Regions from separate parts of the Homo sapiens genome. Here region 1 is linked to region 2. The links are chromatin loops, found by intact Hi-C in ENCODE. Cell type or tissue: gastrocnemius medialis. All regions are shown on one strand. Each heading gives the region's core, and the rest is flanking DNA. Links, peaks and the distances in the headings are about the cores only. Region 1 overlaps SMARCA2 (SWI/SNF related BAF chromatin remodeling complex subunit ATPase 2). Region 2 holds the start of LOC101930053 (a long non-coding RNA gene).

The links. A loop is a pair of places that touch in the nucleus more often than their neighbours do. Peaks named below come from ENCODE experiments on the same cell type or tissue, not always from the same donor. Only the 100,000 strongest peaks of a DNase experiment are listed, where the experiment ranks them.
Region 1: a loop joins it to region 2, with 2.3 times the contacts of the local background. A loop is called at or near these places in 4 of 110 quality-filtered maps.

What each region holds. Positions count from the first base shown.
Region 1 is chr9:2,114,416-2,127,479 of GRCh38, forward strand. It overlaps SMARCA2 (SWI/SNF related BAF chromatin remodeling complex subunit ATPase 2), which reads left to right. Exons shown (of 34, transcript NM_003070.5): 25 at 1,407-1,634; 26 at 5,043-5,120; 27 at 9,304-9,522. Among named protein-coding and RNA genes, the nearest start is that of SMARCA2, 110 kb to the left of the region's middle. In gastrocnemius medialis, for the core only: a CTCF peak has its summit at 7,064 (motif pointing right); no DNase peak of the experiment used is centred there; H3K27ac peaks cover 760 bases.
Region 2 is chr9:2,487,482-2,496,034 of GRCh38, forward strand. It overlaps LOC101930053 (a long non-coding RNA gene), which reads right to left and starts at 6,740. Exons shown (of 6, transcript XR_001746603.2): 1 at 6,699-6,740; 2 at 5,594-5,944. In gastrocnemius medialis, for the core only: no CTCF peak of the experiment used is centred there; a DNase peak (open chromatin) is centred at 5,820; H3K27ac peaks cover 869 bases.

The DNA of each region.
Region 1 (13,064 bases), core at 4,304-9,303, 370 kb before region 2:
CTACAACAGGTGACCAGGAGACTTGTCTGGTCAAGAAGACGGGTTTACAGCTGTTGAGCATCAGCTCTCTGCAAATTATGGTGCCAGGGATGTGGGATACAGAAAACAGACTTTTGCCCTAAAAATCTATACAGTCTAATGGGAGACATGTGTAAACAACTAATTAGCATCAGCTCAGATAACATCACCTGGACCACAATGAATAAAAGCCACATGCCAAGAAGTTTTTATTACGTAGCTATAAAATTAGGTAATTCTGTTTCATGGGCTCATGAAGGTTTTTATTTAAAAATTTCATGAAAGCTTTTTTCTTATTATTAATATATGAGTAACATTTAAAGCAGAAAAAAAGCAAAATGTAAGCAAAGTGAAGAAAGTGAAATAACACCTATAATCTTATCACCTGGAGATTTACGTTGTTGGCATGTTGGTGTTTGTCCTCCTACCTTTTTCTTTATATAGATAAATTTGCACATGTAAGATCAGAATGCACATGGTTCTTTTTAACTTGTTTTCACTTATGTCATTAAATCTCCTACAATATAATTTTTATGATACTTTGTTGATACATACATATAGTAGGATACTATAATTCATTTAACTAATTCAGTATTGTTGAATGTTTCTTTTTTTAAAAAAAAAGCCATTAGAGAGAGTAAATTATTCTGAGAAGGTACATCCTTATTTCTAAATCTTTGTGCATATCTATGATTATTTGTTTAGGATACATTTCCGAAGTAATATTTCTAAGTCGGAGACATAGACAGTTTTAACACTTCTAATAGGTAGTGACAAATTTCTGTCCCCAAAAGTTTACCAGTTGACTACCCAACTAGCAATCCTTTTGATTTCCCAGATTGAAGACCGAGTCTTTGATAAGGTTAGGTTCGAGGAAATTGACTACCTGAGCAGTCAGTGTGTGTGTATGTGTGTGTGTGGTAAGATGTATGTATGTATAATACCTGAATGTACAACTCAGTGATATTTTTAAAATAATCTTCAACACATCACGCCAAAGAAAAGGCGTTTCTTGCAACTTAAGGTTAGTTGTAGGTGTTATGTAAGTCATAATTCTGACATTGGACATTGGTGTCTTGTTTAATGTTTTAGATATGGACTAAATCTGATGGGGAACCTAGAGACAGATAAAAACAATATGATACCTGGATTTCAAAACCTGAGATGTATTTCAGTTGGCTTGGTTAATTTCAACCCAGGTTTCTTCAACTAGGAATGACACTGAATTTTTCCAAACGTAGCTTGTGTGTTTTTAAAATGTAGGCAAAATCTTACCTTAGTGAAGGTGAAATACAGAACCCTTCCATATTTCCCTCTGGGGTGGGGTCCGGTTTTGGATGCCTATGCCAGGCATCTCAGTCCTCATAGCATATTGACCCCCCAAACAGGATCTGCAGGCCCAAGACCGAGCTCACCGCATCGGGCAGCAGAACGAGGTCCGGGTACTGAGGCTCTGTACCGTGAACAGCGTGGAGGAAAAGATCCTCGCGGCCGCAAAATACAAGCTGAACGTGGATCAGAAAGTGATCCAGGCGGGCATGTTTGACCAAAAGTCTTCAAGCCACGAGCGGAGGGCATTCCTGCAGGCCATCTTGGAGCATGAGGAGGAAAATGAGGTATTAGAGAAAACCCCAAGTTTATGAAATCAAACAGTGGCCTTTTGTCTCTGAAGGACTCAGAATAATCCCTTTGTTTAAAAAACTTCCTGGGCTGGCGTTAATGAAAATGAAGAAATAAACTGCTGTTTTAGATCCCAACCACAGAAAGCCTGTGAAAGTTATCCAAAATGAGTGTCTTAAGAGCTATGGCTGGAGGAACCTCAAGGCTTGGCCTGTGGGTGCTCCCTCCTTTTTCCCAGGGTGGTAAAACCAGCTGCTTTATTGAACCATCAGTGCTGCCTTCTGTAGGGCAGATGCAGAACTGCAGAGGATACTTTAGGGACAAAATCAGCCGGACGAGACAAGACATAAATGGAAGGGGTCCTCTTTCTCTCATCCTCCAGAGCCCTCTCTCTCTTTTGCCTTTTGATCAGGGATCACAGAGCTTCAACATGTTTGTAGGACAAACCTTCACAGCCATCTTCCGCACATTTAGCTATACTTGCTCTTGGCAAGCATGACCTTAACCTCTACTTTAAATTTTTCTTTAAGAGCTGTCTGAAGGTTGGGAAAAATTCTGGTTAAACAGCCTTTATTTGTCAGGGTTGTATGAAGAATGCTTTGATTAGGTTTTTATTAGGGGAATGTTGAGTTGTCATTTGTATTATTTTTAGATTGCCAACGTTAGTAATTTTATAAATATTCATTCCAAAATGGATTTGAAGTAGATTTTTAAACGTATGTATATAGTGTAGCAAACTACAGAATATCAGCAGAAGTCCTTATCATAAAACTGGCTGAACATATTTTTTGTGTGTGCCCATACTTACAAATTGAAGAGTAAGTCTACCTTACATATTCATGTGGAATACTGTTTTCATTGCATATATTAGATATAATTTGATTTTTGCCTTAAATAGGATATGTGTTTTTGCATTCTTCTATAAATTATGAACCTGAGTCTTTTAAAAGTCTTATAAACAAATACTCCTCAACTTACAATGGTGTTACATCCCGACAAACCCATCATAAATTGAAAATATCAGGACATGGCCCCATCTTAAGTCTAGTGGAGTACTGAATGTGCATCCCTTCTGCACCATTATAAAGTCGAAAAATCCTAAGTCCAGCCGTTGTTAAGCCAGAGACTGTCTGTATATTTTTTTTTTCTAAAATGAATCTAAATGTGAAGTAAAGCTTGATATTTAAAGGTATCCTGAAATGAACCCATTTGCAAATTGAAGAGCACTTTTGTATTATGCCTCCTAATTTGTCCGTCTTATATTTTTGATTAGCTATCCACTGAGTTTCATGAAAATGATAAAAAATACATATGCACATGCACTCACTATCCACACACATTTGAAAAATTTTTATCTCAAATTATTTATAGTTTCTGATTCTAGAAATTGAATATTTGATACAGATATGGAGTCAAATTGTCAGGTGATTTTTTTGTTGTTTATACACTTGGACATTTCCAAAAAAACAATATGGCGAATGATCTATCCTGTGACAAAGCAGATATGAGCAGAGCTGACACTCAGCCAGTCGTCTCCACTACATTTTTGCTTATTTGTTTTGTGTAGGCCTTGTGAAAATAGTACCTGATCTGGTTGAGAATCAAGGAAGCCTGGAGTTTTCCAGCCTTCCTAAGCCGCAGGGAGTTGCTGATCTCCCCTGGGCCCGAGGGCTGCCAGGTGGGGCCTGACGTGCACTCCCCTCCCAGTTGTCCTGCCATCAAGGCTAGCTGTGAGCAGCCTTGCTGAGGCTCCTGTCCCTTCTTGGCTGCCAGTGTGTCAGAAAAATGTTGCCGTTTTCAGGGGGGCTTGTGTCCTGATGTAAAGATGTTTGAAAACACTGAGAGACTGCAGTCAAAGACTCTGGTTCTGAAAGATCAGGACAACATAGGCTGGCATCACCATGGTTGATGCGACCATGAAGTGCTGGGGCAGAGAACCCAGGAAGATGCATTGTGCACTTCCAGCTATTTGGTTTTCCATGAAGGTCATAAACAGGCACTTTACAAGAGAATCTTTTCATCTTGGGCATGGGGTTGTCTGAGCCCCTCATGGTCCAGGTGATGAGAGGGTAATGTGTGGTTCTAGGAAGAAAGTAGGCGAAGCGGGACATCTGTTCACCAGAGGAGACATTACCAGATATTTTGTACTGTGAAGTCTGAACCCACTCCCAGCTAGTCTGTGTCCTTGTCAGATGAAATGTAATATTTAGACAAATTGACTTTAATCAATCTGGAGGCAAACTAGAATAGAAGGTTTTTCAGAAATAATTATTATCTTGAATTGTAGATTTTTTTACTTTATTGGATTGCATTCATTTCTAACACTTATTAAGTTCCTGCAGTGCGAAAGACGTTATCTTGGGAGCCGACACAGTCATCTCATTTGAGCCGCTAGTACACTCATACTCTTTCTCTAAAACAAGTTGCCTCTTTTTGAATATACAGTTTGTGAAATTGGATGTCTGAAGTTCTGTGTTTTCCTCTTTCTTCCCTCGACTGATACACTGAAATTCCCCGTTTGATTTCTAACAAGCCCACTCAGCATATGATAAAAATAATTTGGGAAGATAAATCCTGAAGCATATGCCGAACTTTTAGAATCATTTTTTAAGTGTGGAAGTCATCCTATAACATTGCTAAAAATCCTGAGAACTGTTGGTTTCTGAGGAATTAGCAGAGAGATAATGTACCTTTGTTTGACGTAATATAAAATGAAAATTTTAGCCCATATGTAATTGCTTTCTCTGCTTCATTTAAATTATTTTAATTAAGTATAATTTTGAGGTTTTTTTTGTTACTGATACCTTTTTAGTTATCCCATCCATAGCTCCAATCATTAACAATAATACCCATAGAAATATATTAAGCACACTTCAAAGGCTATATATTTGGCACATATATGTGATTTTTATTGTCTTAGTGCCTAGTAACAAGGTTTCACATACTTATGTCTTTTGTAAGGATTTGAAAATAAGCATTTATATTTGGCATAAGGTAAATGGAATTAAAAGAATTAATGTTAGGTACTTTTTCATATGGATGTCCTTATTAAAATCTTACATCCCCATGTGAAATAGATGTCATACCCATATGACCAATGAGGTCACTGAAGCGAGGAGACATTAAGTAACTTGTTGTAAAAGTAACAGAATCAAGATACACATCCAGGAGAACTCATATTTCTTATAGTGGACCACAGTTTCCTCCCTGAACGGATTTTGCTCTGGGAAGATGGTTTTAATAGCTTGTAAAATAGTAACGTCAAGGACTAAATCCAGCAACCCCTTCCCTTTTCTTTCTGCCTTGAGAAATGGGACCCCTCTGGTCTGGAGGACAGATCACTTACTTGTTTGTACCTTGCCCCAGCTGTCCACTGGTTAAAATCACTCTGTTTTTAACCCCAGGAAGAAGATGAAGTACCGGACGATGAGACTCTGAACCAAATGATTGCTCGACGAGAAGAAGAATTTGACCTTTTTATGGTAATGTTACAGAAAATCATGAACACAAATGCTTTATACCTCTGCCCCTTTTTCTGTTAAGCAGAATGTCTGCAGCCTGCGTGCCTGGCAGAACTTCATACGTAAAGCCTATGCCTTTCCTTCAGTTCAGAGGCTGCAAACTGGCTGGAGTTAGCCTGCAGACATATTTTGTTTGGCCCACGCAGCGTTTTTTAAAATTTCCCATTCATTGCCAACATAAAAAAGAATCCTGATTTCTGGCTTCTCTTGAAAAATGAGATCGGGCAGTACCAGGCCCACATCTTTGTGTGGAAACAGTTGGCCAGGGCTGAGTAGCAGCTGCACTCTCTGGACAGGCCTCGCGGTCTACAGCTTACCATAGACGCCCTCCTGTTCCCAGTTCGTTTCTAATCCCAGGCCAGTGTCATTCAGGAAGCCTACCTGGCTCCTATAGGCATTGGAACTTACAACAGTGCCCTTACAGGATCAAAGCAACATGCTCCTTAGGGAGATAGGTGGACAACAGCTAAAACAACACACAGGTGTGCCTTTTCAGATTGTTGACGAGAGCCCGCTTAAATGAATGGGAACCTTCAAGGTGTGCATAAAGGTGTAGCCTTCATTTAAGGATCAAAATCAGTTGGATTTCCCTCCAGTATCTTCAATCATTTTCATCTTCATCAAAGACTGATTACAGAGAGAGTAAATATAAACCACAACTTTGGTGGTTGAATGCTGCAGAACCCTAAAGTTAGAGGTCCCAAATTTGAGTGCCATCAGATCTTACATGAGTAATTTGCATGTGTGAAGCAAGTGGGCAGAGGTAGGTGTACTGGAGATGCTTTGTCTATGGGGGGACAGAGCTGCAAGGTAGAAATGTGAGACCTATGTCGCCAGAAATGACAAATTTTCAAGGGGAGCTTGAAGTCTAGGTGTTTATATGTGATCTCTAGATTTTAAAACACTGCAACTAAATCCAACTTTTTAAGTTATTATATAACACTGCATGCCAAACAAAACACAACTGTGGGCCAAATATGATCCACAGGGTTTGCAATCTCCACCTTTTTAGCCTAGACAGAATGGAACTCCACCTGTTTGGAGAGGCTTATGTTATTTTGGGGTTTTGTGTGTGTGGCTTTTTTCTGGGAACATTGATTGTATATAATGATCCACAATAAAATTTTCTTTCTCAGGAAAATTCAGGTAGCTGTGGGAATAACTACTAAACTGGAATATGCACTTCCCTTTCTCCCTCCGTCCCCGAAATGAACCACCCTTCCCAAGTAAAGCTATTTCAGAGAGGAATGGTAGTAAGAAAGACTTAACAGCATGGTCAATGTAGGGCATTCATAAATTCTAGATTTCTTAACTCACACTGGTCAGCATAATCAAAGATTACAATATTCTCTATTTAGGGAGGTTAAAGATACCCATCAGAAATAGACATCCCCTCTGTCCTTGAAGAACTAATTAAAAGGCAGATTACTGGGGAACACCCAAGCAAGAGACCCTCAGCTGATCACTGTTAGGCAATAATTCAGCACTGCTAAAGCCGCAGATACTCTCAAGACACTGGAGAGGACAAGCTGCTTGCCATTATACAAATTAGATTAGGCCCAGAAATGGAGAATTCTTTCAGCAGCCCTGAAGTAAGGGGGTGAGTGTACTTTCCTGCCTTACTTTTGGGCTATTTGTAGAAATTGAAAACCTCAGAAACAATCTGAATATCTTGGAAGGCACAGCCTTCTTTTAATTTGGGACTATTTTACCACTCAAAGAACAGGGTTGTAACACAGGTGAGGCTGGCTAGGGAACACTTTTTGTAGGCACTTTGATTTTGTGAATTTTCTGCTGGTTTCTTAAAGGCTGGCTTCTATTTTGAGGATTAGACAGATTTTAGGTTTGGTTTAGTTTCTTCTAATCCACCGGCCGCCTTTGGCCAATTCACTATTCCTTAGCACCTCCACTTGGGGGCAGGAAATAAAATTTGAATCTCTGCCAGCTACAGATTAAAAAGTTTGGTGAGAAACAAGAATGGAATGTGAGCTAGAATAAATCTTTGGATTTTAAATATTTAAACTCTTTATCCATTATTAGAAAAGAGTGAGTTCTCTATAAAATTAATGCAAACTTATTATTTGATTTTGTATCATAGACACTGGTTTACACATGATAAGCAGATAGTTTATTTAAAATAACGTCTTTTAAAAAAAGCATGTCTTGCTTTCTCTTTCTAAAAATGTAACTTCAGAAAAAGTATCTTTTATACCAATTACTTAGGAATTTTACCAAAAAGATCTTTGGCAGCTCAAGATAAGTATCTGAGACATTTTGCTAACATACAAACATTAAGCTTTTAGATGCTATGTTCTCTACAAAGGGAAAAAGCACTTTTAAAACTAATTGTACTTGTAAGCATAAGGTTTATAATCAGATCTCAAGACCAATTATTCACAAAGTAACTAAATAGTAAGTTTGACTTTTGCCATAATGTTGAATTAATTATATTGGTATTTTGTGGGTAGAAATCTCTAGGGAGAGATGCAGTTATTAAGACTTTAAGCTTATCTTATGTAATCGAATCTACCTTTCCTAAAAGAAAAAAGAAACAAGTGCATAATTTACTTTTCTATCAGAAAAGATTTATTTTCTCAATTGTGGACAAATATATTAGCAAGAATAATGTCCATAGAAATGTATTGATTAAACATACCTCAAAGACTATTTTTTTGCTGTAGATAATAGTAGCAGTAAAACCAAAGATTGAAATGGCAGTATTTTGTCATCTCAGTATAGGACATTAACAAAATTTTTTTTTTTCTTATTAGCTCTCTAATAACTATTAGGAGGTTGCCTCACGAAGCCCCTCTTTAGAACTGCTGTAAAGAAGGCAACCTCTGTGTGCCAGTTATGAAGGTTTGGTGGATCCATTTCTCATACCAAAACATTAGAAGACAGGATTAAGCATCGTGAGCTAATTATAGCACATGACAGAGCAAGGTGGCCACATTTATCAACCAATGGGACTTCACCTGTCTCCCAAGCCTACCAGATTCTGGAAATGTAATGACTTCCAAAAATGTGGAAGAAGTATAAAGAGCTTTGACCACTAATTTTAAAATAGGTTCTAGAGGTCATATTTGGGTTTGCGTAGATATTTCATTTACATTTTATCAGTTTTAGCTTTTAAGAAAACATAATATTGAATCCCAATTTCAGTATGGTAGAACCAAAGGAAGAAGGAAAAGGTAAATAACAATGATTGATGGTCCATTTCATTGTGGAAATGACACATCTCGCTAGTGTTTATACATAATGTCTGTGGATATATAGTGGCAGTTTATTTTTTAAAAATCCATCGTATTGTTTAGTTATAGATTAAAGCCAAGTGTGTGGCCCTTAGTTTATTTACAAGTGAACTGGATTATTAAAAAGAGAGAAGGTGGGGAAGTAGGCATTTTGAAGGCTCTGAAAGGAATCCATTTCACTTACAACTAGATCAGTTGGGATGCGATTACCTCTGAGCTCTCTCTGTCTGTGGTATAATATATTCATAAGAGCACAAAGCTTAAAATGTAAAGAATTGAAGAGCATTCCTCAGACAGTGCCCATGAGGTATTGAAAAGTTAGTATATTCATGGCCAATGGACCAGTGAAACCATTTATGTCTCTTCCACATGTCCAACTGTGGGTAGCTATTCTGTACTGATACCTTGGGTCCCCCTTTTTTTTTTATTGCTGATTGTTTAGTTCAAAGCACAAGCCCTATTGAATAAAAGGAAACTTTCTTAAAGATCTTTCTTTTCTTTACTCAAAGAATAAGTTTCTTCCAGGGAAGCAATGAGTTGTATAGCCAAGAGGTCATATTTTTAAAATGCATTCCCAATTTGAATTTTTCCACTATTACTTTAAAGAGGGAGCTTTGCATACACACAGACTAAGAAAAGGAAATTCTTTAAAAGTACTTTTTAAATGTATGAATAAGTTTCAAAAGGTGGGTACAGAAAAAGGGAGGGGATTTTACTTAATGGAATCTCTCCCTAGATATTTAGGGATGAGCTAGAACAAGCCAACCAGGATGAGAGAGGTTGAAAGGGACCCTGCAGCCATAGGAAGTGACTTGGGGAAGTTGTGTAGTGCTGGGAAGTCTGCACCATACAGAAGCCCTGACTTTCGGTGACCCTCTTATTAATGTCTCCAGCGGATGGACATGGACCGGCGGAGGGAAGATGCCCGGAACCCGAAACGGAAGCCCCGTTTAATGGAGGAGGATGAGCTGCCCTCCTGGATCATTAAGGATGACGCTGAAGTAGAAAGGCTCACCTGTGAAGAAGAGGAGGAGAAAATATTTGGGAGGGGGTCCCGCCAGCGCCGTGACGTGGACTACAGTGACGCCCTCACGGAGAAGCAGTGGCTAAGGGTAAGCCTAGCTTTTCTAACCCGCTCTCACTAGGTGGAGGGTTTTTGGTGGCTTGGAGAAACCAGGGGCCTAGAGCTGGGATTTTCTGAGGAGGTTGAGTTCGCAATCAAAGGGAAGGGGCTCTTGAACACAGAAGATAAAGTCATTCTGCTGTTGCATAAAGTCATTGTGCTGTTGCATGAAAAGATAAAGGCGTTCTGCACTTCAAGGCGGTGCTTGGAAAAAAATATGCAGGATTTTTTGCTAGAGCAGAATTGGCCATTGGAAGCACAGGATTATGAGAGCTGTGAGACCCACTAATGTTTTATGACCAATTGCCTGGTCATGCCTCACTCTCTCCAACTGAGAATCAAAATGTGGAAGGGCACCTTAGAGATCTTTGTAATTGTTCCCCCTCATTTCATGGTCTTTAATCGAGGTTTTACTTCTGCAAGGTCTGCACAGATCTTTCAGGGATAGCAGAGTTTTCTAACTGTGTGGTTATTTTGTAGACCCATAGTACTTTTAGAGCTGGAAGGTACCTTTGTACTTGCTTGGTTTGATGAAGAAACTGAGGCCCAGAGAGGTGACATGGCTATGCAGGACACACAGCTGGTTAGAAAGCACAGAATCGGTGGGTGCTTATGTGTCTACATGCTCGATTTCCGCTTGATCTGATCTGTCCATCACAAACACAGATTAGAGCCTGGGACTCGGGTCACCGATGCTTGGAAATGTTATTCGGGAGTTTGTTTATGTTGTTTTTCCTTTGGAAAATGGTGATTTCTCATTTTGATTGAGGACTGAAATCTCAGAACGTTCCTTGGGCAGCACAGAAATATCAAAATGCTCTTAGGAGTCGCGTGTGTGAACACTGAGGCCCGGGTGACTGTTCCATTCGAAGGGTTAGCTCTACTTCCCATTTTTGGGAGTAGACTTAGTACCTAGAAAGGCACAGCAACCTGGGACGTGCATTCCAGACACAGCCAGTAAATGCATGCTGGAAATAGTAAGTGTAGTTGGGTAAAAACCAAGCAAAACAAAAGCTTTGGGGAGTTGTTCGTTTTATCCAAGGGGAGTACAGTTCCCAAGCTTTGTGAAACATGGATTTTAGGACCCAGGTTTTAAGTAGGTAGATGGGTAGAAAGGCAGTGGGCAGAATTTTGAGATTAGATACCAAAGGCAAACAGGTCTTGTCACCGCTTGAGATGTGATTTACTCAGGATGTTGTATGATGAGAGGGACGTGACCTGAATTTTGAAAAGATGGGAGCCTGTGATTCTGAAAAGCACTGCTCATTATTTGTGGTTGAACCGTTGTGTATAAAATAGAACATTTGTGTGATTAGTTTGTCGTATCCAGTCAAATATTCCAGTGACCTCAGAATATGATTCTGTGAATTTTCTTTGTTTCACTATTGAGATTATAGTTATGTAATTAGGATTCATTCTGTAATATGAAGAGTTTTTTGGCTAATATATATTTCTGAGCTTGGGAAAATTTTATTTAAGCAATAAATTGAGTACCTGGAGTATTATTACAGCAGACGGGACAATAATAATCTGGGCCAACCTTTTTTTTTTTTTTTTTTGAGACAGAGTCTCTCTCTGTCACTGAGGCTATAGTGCAATGGTGTGGTCTCAGCTCAGTGCAACCTCTGCCTACCGGGTTCAAGGGATTCTCCTGCTTCAGCCTCCCCAGTAGCTGGGATTACAGGCGCATACCACCATGCCCGGCTAATTTTTATATTTTTAGTAGAGACGGGGTTTCACCATGTTGGTCAGGCTGGTCTCAAACTCCTGAGCTCGGGTGATCCACCTGCCTTGGCCTCCCAAAGTGCTGGGATTACAGGCGTGAGCCACCGTGCCTGGCTGGGCGAAATTTTTAAAGCTAAGCTTTGATATGTTTACTCTCCAGACATTAAAAGCAAAATAACCTTGTTTATTGGGCAAGAATGTAGCTGAACTTAACTTCTTAAAAATAATCATTGGGAATTGCCCTGAAGAAAAACAACATTATGAATCTCAGGAAGTTTTCCAGTTTAAGATATCTGTTTTGTTTTCTCTTTTTCATTCAGTTTCTATCCCTGATGAGTAGCACAGTGCCTAGCATAGAGACTCAGTGAATGTTTGTGAAAATGAAAGTACAGCCTTAAGAGGAAAGGGAAAGTGACTAACTTATCAGCAGTGTTAGGAGAGCATTTCTCTTTTTAGCGCATCTAGTAAACTTCCTTTTATCTACAACATGCACATTTAAAAATGGAAAATTAGTTTGTTTTACAAAACTGCACTGTGAAAATTGGTTTTTATAATTGTAATTCTGAAATGCCATGCAACATACTAAGTCATCCAAGAAGGACGAAACTGTTCTCAAAACAGCTTTATTGTAACGTATCTTTTTGTAATCTAATCTTTTGAAAACTGCATGCCCGTATTTGGTATGAAACTGGCAACTTGTTATTAATCAGGACATGCAATGGATGCAACATGCCCCATGGCCTAAGCATTCAAAGTAGATGCTTCCTGTCTTTGGTGTTCACCAGCAGCAATCCTATTTAATATCAGCCTGTTAAGCTTTTTTGATGATGAAATGATATTGAAGGGGTTCTCATGGGCCTGGATGTGAAGAGATGTTCTCTACTGGCTTATGATTTAACACATTGCATGAACCCAGCCAACATGGCCTTGAAAGGGAGTTTGGCAAGGACCGTCGTGTAAGAAATGCTGTAACAGGGCTAAAATAATTCTTCTTTTTCCTGGCAATGTTGTACAAAGCCTGCTTGGCAGAGACATCCAAGATGCATAGCATCGCAGAGCTGCAAGGCAGTTGAATGGAACAGCTTCCCATCCCTTGCTTAAATCACATTCTCTGCAATCTCTGTGCCAGGAGGCTGGCCACCCCTAGAAGGAAAAACTACCTTTTTGTCTGTGTAGCCCCTCCAGTTCGTGGTCAGCTCTGATTAATAGTTCTTCCTCCCTTTGAATAGAATCTTCTTTCCTTGTAGCTTCTCCTCAGAGGCCTTGATTCTTTTCCCTGGGGTGAAGAGAACAATATTTTTTTCTGTCTTTAGTATCACAGCCCCATGGATAAAATGTTTGCAAACTCATGTTCAGTCTGGATTGAACTTTTCTACCTTCCTCTTTCTCTTGAACTTTCCTCCTCCTTCAAGGCCCAATTCAGTTGCTACCCACTCTGTGGCACCTTCACAGATAAATATTAATTGCACTTTTAATTGTCCTCTTAACATTTCTTTGCTTGTCCTTCAGTCACAGTTTCCTAGTATTCTCGGTAGTTGCCAACCTGCCTGCTTTCCTGACTAGTTGATAAGCTGGCTCTGTATCTTGTTAGAATTTAGGACTTCTGTGTACAAATACTAAGTGCCCATCAGTTGCCAAATTAAAGTAGCACTGGATTGACAGATAAGGGTATAGATAGATGTGGGTAATGTTCACTGCTGCCACAGATGGACCTCAACATGCCCTGTCCATGGACCTATCCAGAAAAATAAACAGAAGTTGATTTCTCCCTTCCCTGAAAGTCCATGGTAGGTATACCTGATTGGT
Region 2 (8,553 bases), core at 3,554-8,553:
TTGGGTTCTCCTGTTGCTACCCCTCTTTCACCTAATCTTACATGACCTACCAAATCCCCACTGAATACATAATTCATTAAAGGCAGAAGACCTGTGGGTGGTTTGGAATAGAATAATGAGCTTCCAAACTAATGTAATCTGATGAATGACTACATTGCTTATTAGTGAGAATTTGGGAGGAGAGGGATTCCACTGAAATCCATTGACAGGTAAATGGATGTGAATGCAGCCACGTACAGTCTCCTTGGGCCCAATGATTCAGACCGTGTGAAGGGCTCCCACCTTCCTATGATTCTCATTCATCATTCTTACTCACCTCCTGGCAGCAACTGTAGGCTGCCCATCTACTCTTTAGGATTATCTACAGAGGAAAAATGACATTTTGCCTGCCAACCAGCAAGTGTGCATACATCAGTCCTATCCTCTAAGAAAGTCTATCCTCGTAGATGTAAACCTCCAACTGTCGGCAGCTGATAGTCCAAAACGTCAAAGAAATAAATAGTGGAAAAATAACCAGACGTCATGTATAAGTCAAGGACCAGAGCATTTAATGGTAGCTAGATGTTAAAGAATTGCAAGACCAGGCTTCACTTCTCTTGCAGCTTCATCTTCTGCCAGTCCCTAATTCATAATGCTTTATGAAGAACCAAATGCTTCCAGTGCCTAGAAATACCATGTCTTTCATGCCTTTCCTGTTACCTTCATCTGGAGGGCCCTTTAGACCTGGCTCTGCCTGGACAACTTCTGCTCATCCTTTAACACTCAGCACAGGCTTCACCTGCTCTCCCGGGGAGGAGGACAGGCTGCATGACCTGCTGCTTCTCTGAGTTCCCCCTGTACCCTGTTTTAACCTCCACTGTGTCACATAAGACCAGTTCTGTTCAATAGAAATAGAACAGGAGCCACTGGGCTCAGTAATCCCGGCACTTTGGGAGGCCGAGGTGGGCAGAACATTTGAGGTCAGGAGTTTGAGACCAGCCTGAACAACATGGTGAAACCCCATCTCTACCATAAATACAAAAACATTATGCAGGCATGATGATGTGTGCCTGTAGTCCCAACTACTCAGGAGGCTAAGGCAGGAGAATCACTTGAACCTGGGAGGCAGAGGTTGGAGTGAGCCAAGATCGCGCCACAGCACTCTAGCCTGAGCAAAAGAGTAAAACTCCGTCTCAAAATAAAAAAGGAAGGATATATAACAGGAGCCACATAAATTTAAAATGTCCAGTAGCCACATTTTTAAAAAAAATCTAAAGAAACAGGTGAAATTAATTTTAATTGTGCACATATATATATATATATATATATATATATTTTTTTTTTTTTTTTTTTTTTTTTTTTTTTTTTTGAGACGGAGTCTCGCTCTGTCGCCGAGGCTGGAGTGTAGTGGCGCGATCTCGGCTCACTGCAAGCTCCACCTCCTGGGTTCATGCCATTCTTCCGTCTCAGTTTAATTGTATATTTTATATAACTCGATATCTAACTGATCTAATTATCATTTTGACGGGTAATTGACACCATGTTAAAACAATTAATTAGATATTTTACATTATTTTATCAATAATAACTTGTTAAAATCAAGTGTGTGTTTTACACAAAGAGCACATCTCAATTCAAACTAATCACATTCTCAGTGCTCAGTAGACACATGTGGCTGCTGATGACTATGTTGGACAGTACAGCCTTATACTGAAATAATCAGTTTCTGGGTTTGCCTTCCCTTCTAGAAAGTATGCTGCTTAAGGGCTAGTCAATGTCACATGTGTGATATCATCAGTGTATCTTCAGTGCCTTACATATATGGAGCATTCATGAAATGCTTGCTGAACTTAACTGACCTGAAGGTACTTTGAGAGAAGGTAGAATTTTATTTAGCACCTGCTCAAACGAAGAGCAGCTTATGCATACTTAGGATAATTATGATGACAGAAATGACAGATATTTTTTCTTGAATGATGTTCTATGCTTTTTAAATATATTATCTCATTTAGCCCTCACAATGACCCTACATACCATATACCATTATTATATCCATTTATGAAAGACAAAACATTCCCCAAATTATACAGCTACTAAGTGAAAGAGCCAGAACTTTTTGAAATAGAGAAAAACAAAGTAAATAATATTAATTACATGTACACTCACCCACCACAATAAACCAAAAGTTGAAAACAAGCTACTCCACATAAATTAAAAGCCCTCTCCAATATGGAAGACTTCTCTTAAATTTCATTCACCAACTCCTGCAATATCTTTTCCAGAGCCTGGTGATCTGCTGAGTTTTCCCTTATGCAGGACCTACTTCTTTACAGATTTCTGAGCCAGACATTTCTGGCTTGGTATTTAATACCTTTCATACTCTCCTTCTATATTTGCATTCTGCCTGTCTGGTCAAAATGGCAGAGCTTTTCACAAACCACTGCAGTGACTAAAGTCACCTTTCTCAGGTCCTCATCTTCTCCCAAAATAGTGAGAAACAGCAGTGTATAAACTGCTTTCCTCTTCCTGCCGCCTGAAGGACCCTGCAGTCTCCCTCACATGGCCTGTGGGGGAGGTAAGCAATAATTGTTCACATGTGCTTTTGTTTAAGGGAACTGGGCTGAACTGTGCCTAAGAAAAATGACGCAGATCTTAATTTTTTTTTTTTTTTTTTTTTTTTTTTGGTGTACAAAAATCCCATTATCTCTAAACCACAGGAACCAGAGCCACATCTGGCAAGGGAAATAAAGCTGGAGATGTAAGGAAAGAACAGATTAGGAGAAGCCTTGAAAACAGGCAGCTGAGTTTAGATTTGAAATGGTGGGAAATAAAAATCCCTTAAGGGTTTCTGAGCATGGGAGTGATGTGATGAAAACAGTGATTAAAGAAGATGAAATACAAGCAGGACAAATTGAAGGGAGGGACTAGAGTCTGAGAAGAAGCAGTGATCTAGGCTCAGGGGAAGTGGAGAAGGCGAGGGTATTTATTAGAAAAGGGGTCCAGGATCCTATACAAATTAATTAACATATGCCCACCCCTAATTCACTTTACTACCAAGTTGCTACCCCATCTTTTGGTGGGGTTTTTTTTTTTAATGCTTTTCCTATATTGGGAAGGCAAAAATAAACCCAGGAGGAAGCAAATATTTTCATTAAAATGATAATAAAATGTCATCCCTATGAATATAAAGGTTTAACCGAGTACCCTGCTGAGCAAATGAGCTTTATCATAAGCATGTGGAACAGTGTGCTGGGCTGAAATGGATTTCAGAAAAATTTATATTAGAGCCTTATTCACAGAATTAAACAAACACAATGAAAACAAAGTAGTTTTTTAAAGCAGCTTCCTGCCATGAAGGCAATACGACGGCACAGAAATGGCTGCCCTCAAAGGGGCAACTCCAGCCCGAGGGCGCACCTAACTCCTTGCCTTCAAGGATGCCAAAAGCATCCCATCCAAGCCAGGTTCTACGTGGCAGGAAGAGAACATTGACACTCAGATAAACAAACACTGTTTGCCTAGCCCCTACTCACGAAACTTTATACCATAAGCCATCTTTAATTCTGGCTGCAATTTTAAATGGTCCAGAGACTTAAAAATTACTTCCATTTGTTTAGATCTGGAAAGAGCCTTGGAAGACATCTAAACCCACCATTTAAGAATACTTTTAAGCTACACAACCCTTTTGCCAATTCAATCTAATGGATACAGAATGGATCAATATTAAAATGGAGCTCCTTGGGTAGGGACTGTGGTAAAAGACCCAGAACTCCATCTACTCATTCTCTCCCGTTCCCTGTGTCTACCTCTACCCCACAACTTACCCACACTGTGGCAGACCCCCATAACTCTCCCCAGGGCTGCAGAGAAAGGACCCTACAAAATACGGAAGGGTCTACTACCTTTTGTGTGTGTGGTTTCTTGTGACAGATAAAAAATTGAAACCCAGAACGTTTAACACAGGACTTCCATTTCCAGCAAACTAAATAACCTGGAAAGCCTCCTTCTAGAAATACATGGAATGCTAGCTAAATACAAATATCCATTTAAATTCATAAAATGAACTCACGTAGACAAACTTATCAGTTTGAAAATGGGAACAACCTATGATCCAGCAGGTCCATGTCTATGTATGTATCCCAGAACTGTTCTTCAACTTGTCAGTGAAGATGCATCACTGGGTCATAAAACCCTTTCCTAAATTAAAATGGTGTATGAAATAGTCCAGGTTAAACTGAATTAGAGGTTAAGTGTGGTGGCTCACACCTGTAATCCCAGCCTTTTGGAAGGCTGAGGCGTGTGGATTGCTTGAGCCCAGGAGTTTGAGACCAGCATGGGCAATGTGGTGAAATCCCATAAATTAAAAAAAAAAAAAAAAAAAAAAAAAAAAAAAATTAGCTGTGCGTGGTGGCACACACTGGTAGTCCCAGCTACTCAGGAGGCTGTGGTGGGAGGATCACTTGAAGCTTGGAGATCGAGGCTTCAGTGAGCCATGATTGCACCACTGCACACCAGCCTGGGTGACACAGCAAGACACTATCTCAAAAATAAATAAATAAGTAGGCCAGGAGCAGTGGCTCACACCTGTAATCCCAACACTTTGGGAAGCCAAGGTGGGCGGATCACTTATGGTCAGGAGTTCAAGACCAACCTGGCCAACATGGTGAAACCCTGTCTCTACTAAAAATACAAAAATCAGCCGGGCATGGTGGCATGTGTCTGTAATCCCAGCTACTCAGGAGGCTGAGGTAGGAGAATGGTTTGAACCTGAGAGGCAGAGGTTGCAGTCAGCTGAGATCGCACCACAGCATTCTAGCCTGGGCGACAGAGCAAGACTCTGTCTCAAAATAAAATAAAATAAAATAAAATAAAATAAAATAAAATAAAATAAATAGAATTAGAATTAAGTAGAAAATAAAGATAAATATTATTCTGAGAAACTTTTGTTCCATATATGCATACATGTACATAAATGTAGCACATGTATGTGCTGGGTTTCCATGTAGCTGTGTGGACAAAACATTTTGAAAAATGCTATTGTAGAGAAGCTTTTGTATGTTAGGAGAAGGAAATGTACAAGAACACTCACTGAAGCATTGTTTATAATTGTGTAAAATTAAAAGCAATCTAAGTGTTCATCAACAGAAGAACAGATAAATATATAGTGGTCTGTTCATGAAACAAAGCAGTTCAAATGAATGAACTAGAGCTAAATCGTTGAGATCTTATGCTAAATTAGATAACAAACAAATGGTAGAATATGTGTGGTGTGCTTCCATTTATTTTAATTTTAAAAAAATGCAAAATGACAGTACATATTGTGGAAAGGTGCATGTGCATGCAGAAAAGGTCTGAAAGCATGTACCTGCAAGATAGTGTTTATCTCTGGATGGAAGAAAGGGAAATGGGATTAAGAAGTCTGCAAAGAACTTCAACTATGTCTGAATCAAACCCATCAAAATGTTAGGATTGCCTCAGACTGGGTGTTGGGACACAGAGTTTTGTTATTTCATTCTATTTTTTTGTTGATTAACTTCCTATGTCACCTGTGTCCATGAACTACGTGAGTTCATTTTATGCATTTGCACATTTAATGTCTTTTAAAATCACTCACCTAGGGCCAAAAAGCTGATTCGCAGAGTATTCTAGACTAAACCGAGGGTGGGATCCTAAGTGATTCGCAGTCTAGTCTTCTTTCCACATGGCTGCCAGTTCATGATCTGTTTGCAAATGAAAGGATTTGCATCATTTGGTCCTAATCTTAGTAATTTATTTTTACCTGAGAGATGATGCTCCCCACAGTCCACCAAGGCCACATCTGCTCTGGCAAGGAAGTGCACAAAGCACATTTGCTTTGTGAAGGCTGAGCTGTTACTTCACAGCTTGTCACTTGGCTCTGTTTCCCAACTTCACTTGTGCATTGCAACAAAATGCTAAGCCACTAAAAGGTCAGTAGAGAGATGATCTAAACATGCAAAAAATATCAGCAGAGACAGAGAGAAACACAAAAGGGAGGGAAGGGAGAAAAAACAGCTTTGAATGGGAAAATACACAAACATAAAAAGCAATCAAATTAAAATCAGAATATTACTGAGAAACCACAAAATAAGCATCAGGTGTATTTTAAATGATGGGAGTAACTTGAAAGAGTAGCATTTTTATAGCCTTGGATCACAGATACACAAACTAACAGAAGGAAGTTCGTTAACGTTTGTTTTCGTCTATCTGAAGACAAAAACAAAAAGACAAATGATACCTTGGCAACAACTGGAGAATCATAACAGAGAGATTTATGGTGCTTTGGAAAAGTTCAGGGCAATGTTTTTTATCATTGGCTCCTTTACACTCTTCAAGTTATATAAAAGGCTCTTCTGTTCCTTCTTTCAGACTAAATAAATACATAATCATAACTTCCAGCTCAGCTTTAGCTTTTCAGGTGGGTGAGTTAAAGCCTTCTGCTTTGTTGAGGGGGGTGGGGGCAGAGGGGTGATACTGGCAGAAAATGAAGATAACCCTTGTTGTATAAGGTCCGAGCAATCATTCCCCGGAGTTAAGTAAACTGGGCCAGGTGCGGTGGCTCACACCTGTAATCCCAGCACTTTGGGAGGTCAAGTCGGGCGGATCACCTGAAGTCGGGAATTTGAGACCAGCCTGACCAGCATGGAGAAACCCCATCTCTACTAAAAAATACAAAATTAGCCGGGCATGGTGGTGCATACCTGTAATCCCAGCTACTTGGGAGGCTGAGGCAGGAGAATTGCTTGAACCCGGGAGGCAGAGGTAGCCGTGAGCTGAAATCACGCCACTGCACTCCAGCCTGGGCAACAACAGTGAAACTCCGTCTGAAAAAAAAAAAAGAAGTAAACTGTATGTGATTCTGTCTTTTGGATACCTGTCACCCTGGCATGCCCACCGAGTCCATGAACTATGAACATATTCCTTTTGTACTCCTGGTGAAAACTCAGCTCTGTGACAGAATTCCTTCGGTTGTCTCAAGAGCAAATGCAGCAGCAGCTAGTATTTATTGAGCACTTTACTCTCCTAAGTTTTTTACCTCGTTTAGTCTTTACCTTCTCAGGAAGGTACTATAACTAGCTCCCTTTTATAGATGGAAACACTGAGATGCAGGAAATTTAAATAATATCGCTCAGGTCATCTAAAGCGACAGAACCAGGAATTGGAGTAGCCAGCAGATTCTAACAGCTTGAGCTTTTCAGTGCCACACTATCCTGGGAGGTGGTATTTAAGATAAGGAAAGGCAGCTGCTGAGATGACAGCACCAAATTATGTTAGCAGCCATGAGGCCCTTGCTCCAGCTACAGTGGTTCTAAGAGGGAAGTATTTACATGCCAATGAAGGTGAGTCACTAAAACTCAGAATCCTTTCTTTAGAATTTCTAGCAACCCACAGTATCTGCATCCAGAATAGGGTAGAGACTTTTAGAGCTCCTATATATCTTGCCCTACCCAAGTTATGGCTAATTTCCACTATACCCTCAATCCCCAGAGAATCAAAGTGGAGATGGACTTGGAAATGATATTGAATAAAAGGCAGAAGATTGAAGCCTGAGCTCAGGATTGCCACTTACTAACTGAATGGACTTAACCTTTCCGGGCCTTGTTTTCCTTGTGTGTAAAATGAGAAAAAATAATGCCCACTACATAGGATGGTGAGAATCAAACCAGACAGAGGCATGGAGAACTTTGATGGCACATATTGTTGACATGCAAGGATTTTTTTTCTTCGTCCTATAAGTCAGAGGGCACATTACAACCAAATTCTATAAACACCTATGACAGGGCCATGTGAATCCCAAAGAGCCTTCCTTTGCAGTATTATTATTAACCTTGGTCAGGTCATGTTCCTTTTTTTTTTTTCATCTGTAAGAGGAGGGATATTAATCACTAAGGTTGCCTCCAACTTTGGTATTTTGTGGTTTTGTGTTCGGGGTGTAGGAAAACCAAACCCAGGATTTCTAAATGGCAGGTTGGGTACTTCTAGGCAACCTTACTCTTCTAAGTGGAACAATCACGTTCCTCACATCCCATCACTCACACAAGAAATCTAACATCTATTATAATTATAGTGGTTCCAATGGCCAGCAAGTTCAAGTGTTAGAGAAAAGAAAACTGGATTGTCTACCAGAGGTGAGTGGATATCCCATTTCACAGGCAACCTGTTAGATGTTGGGGTGGTAGCATTCTGACACTTTTGCTCTGGGTTAAGCCAGACATACAAGGAATGCAGGACATTGTGACCTTTGAGGGATCTTCTAGCCCTGTGATCTCATGTGACTGCTTCACTGATAAGTATCACTTGAAACTGATGTCAGGTATGACCAGCCCAGGGCCCTTGCAGGCTTCCTGCCTCTCTGCAGGGTCTCTACACAGGGGACTCTCAAGCACTAGACAATGTCAACAGGGGCAGTCATAACTTGAGGGGGCAACTGGAGCGTGGTCCTGTAGCATTTGTGTGCTAGCTGAATGCTCTCCCAGTCCCTCCAGAGCAGGGCTGACCCCATTCCAAGGGAAGCTAGTCTCCTGGAGAGTGTAGGAGCTGCAGCTGAGAATGATG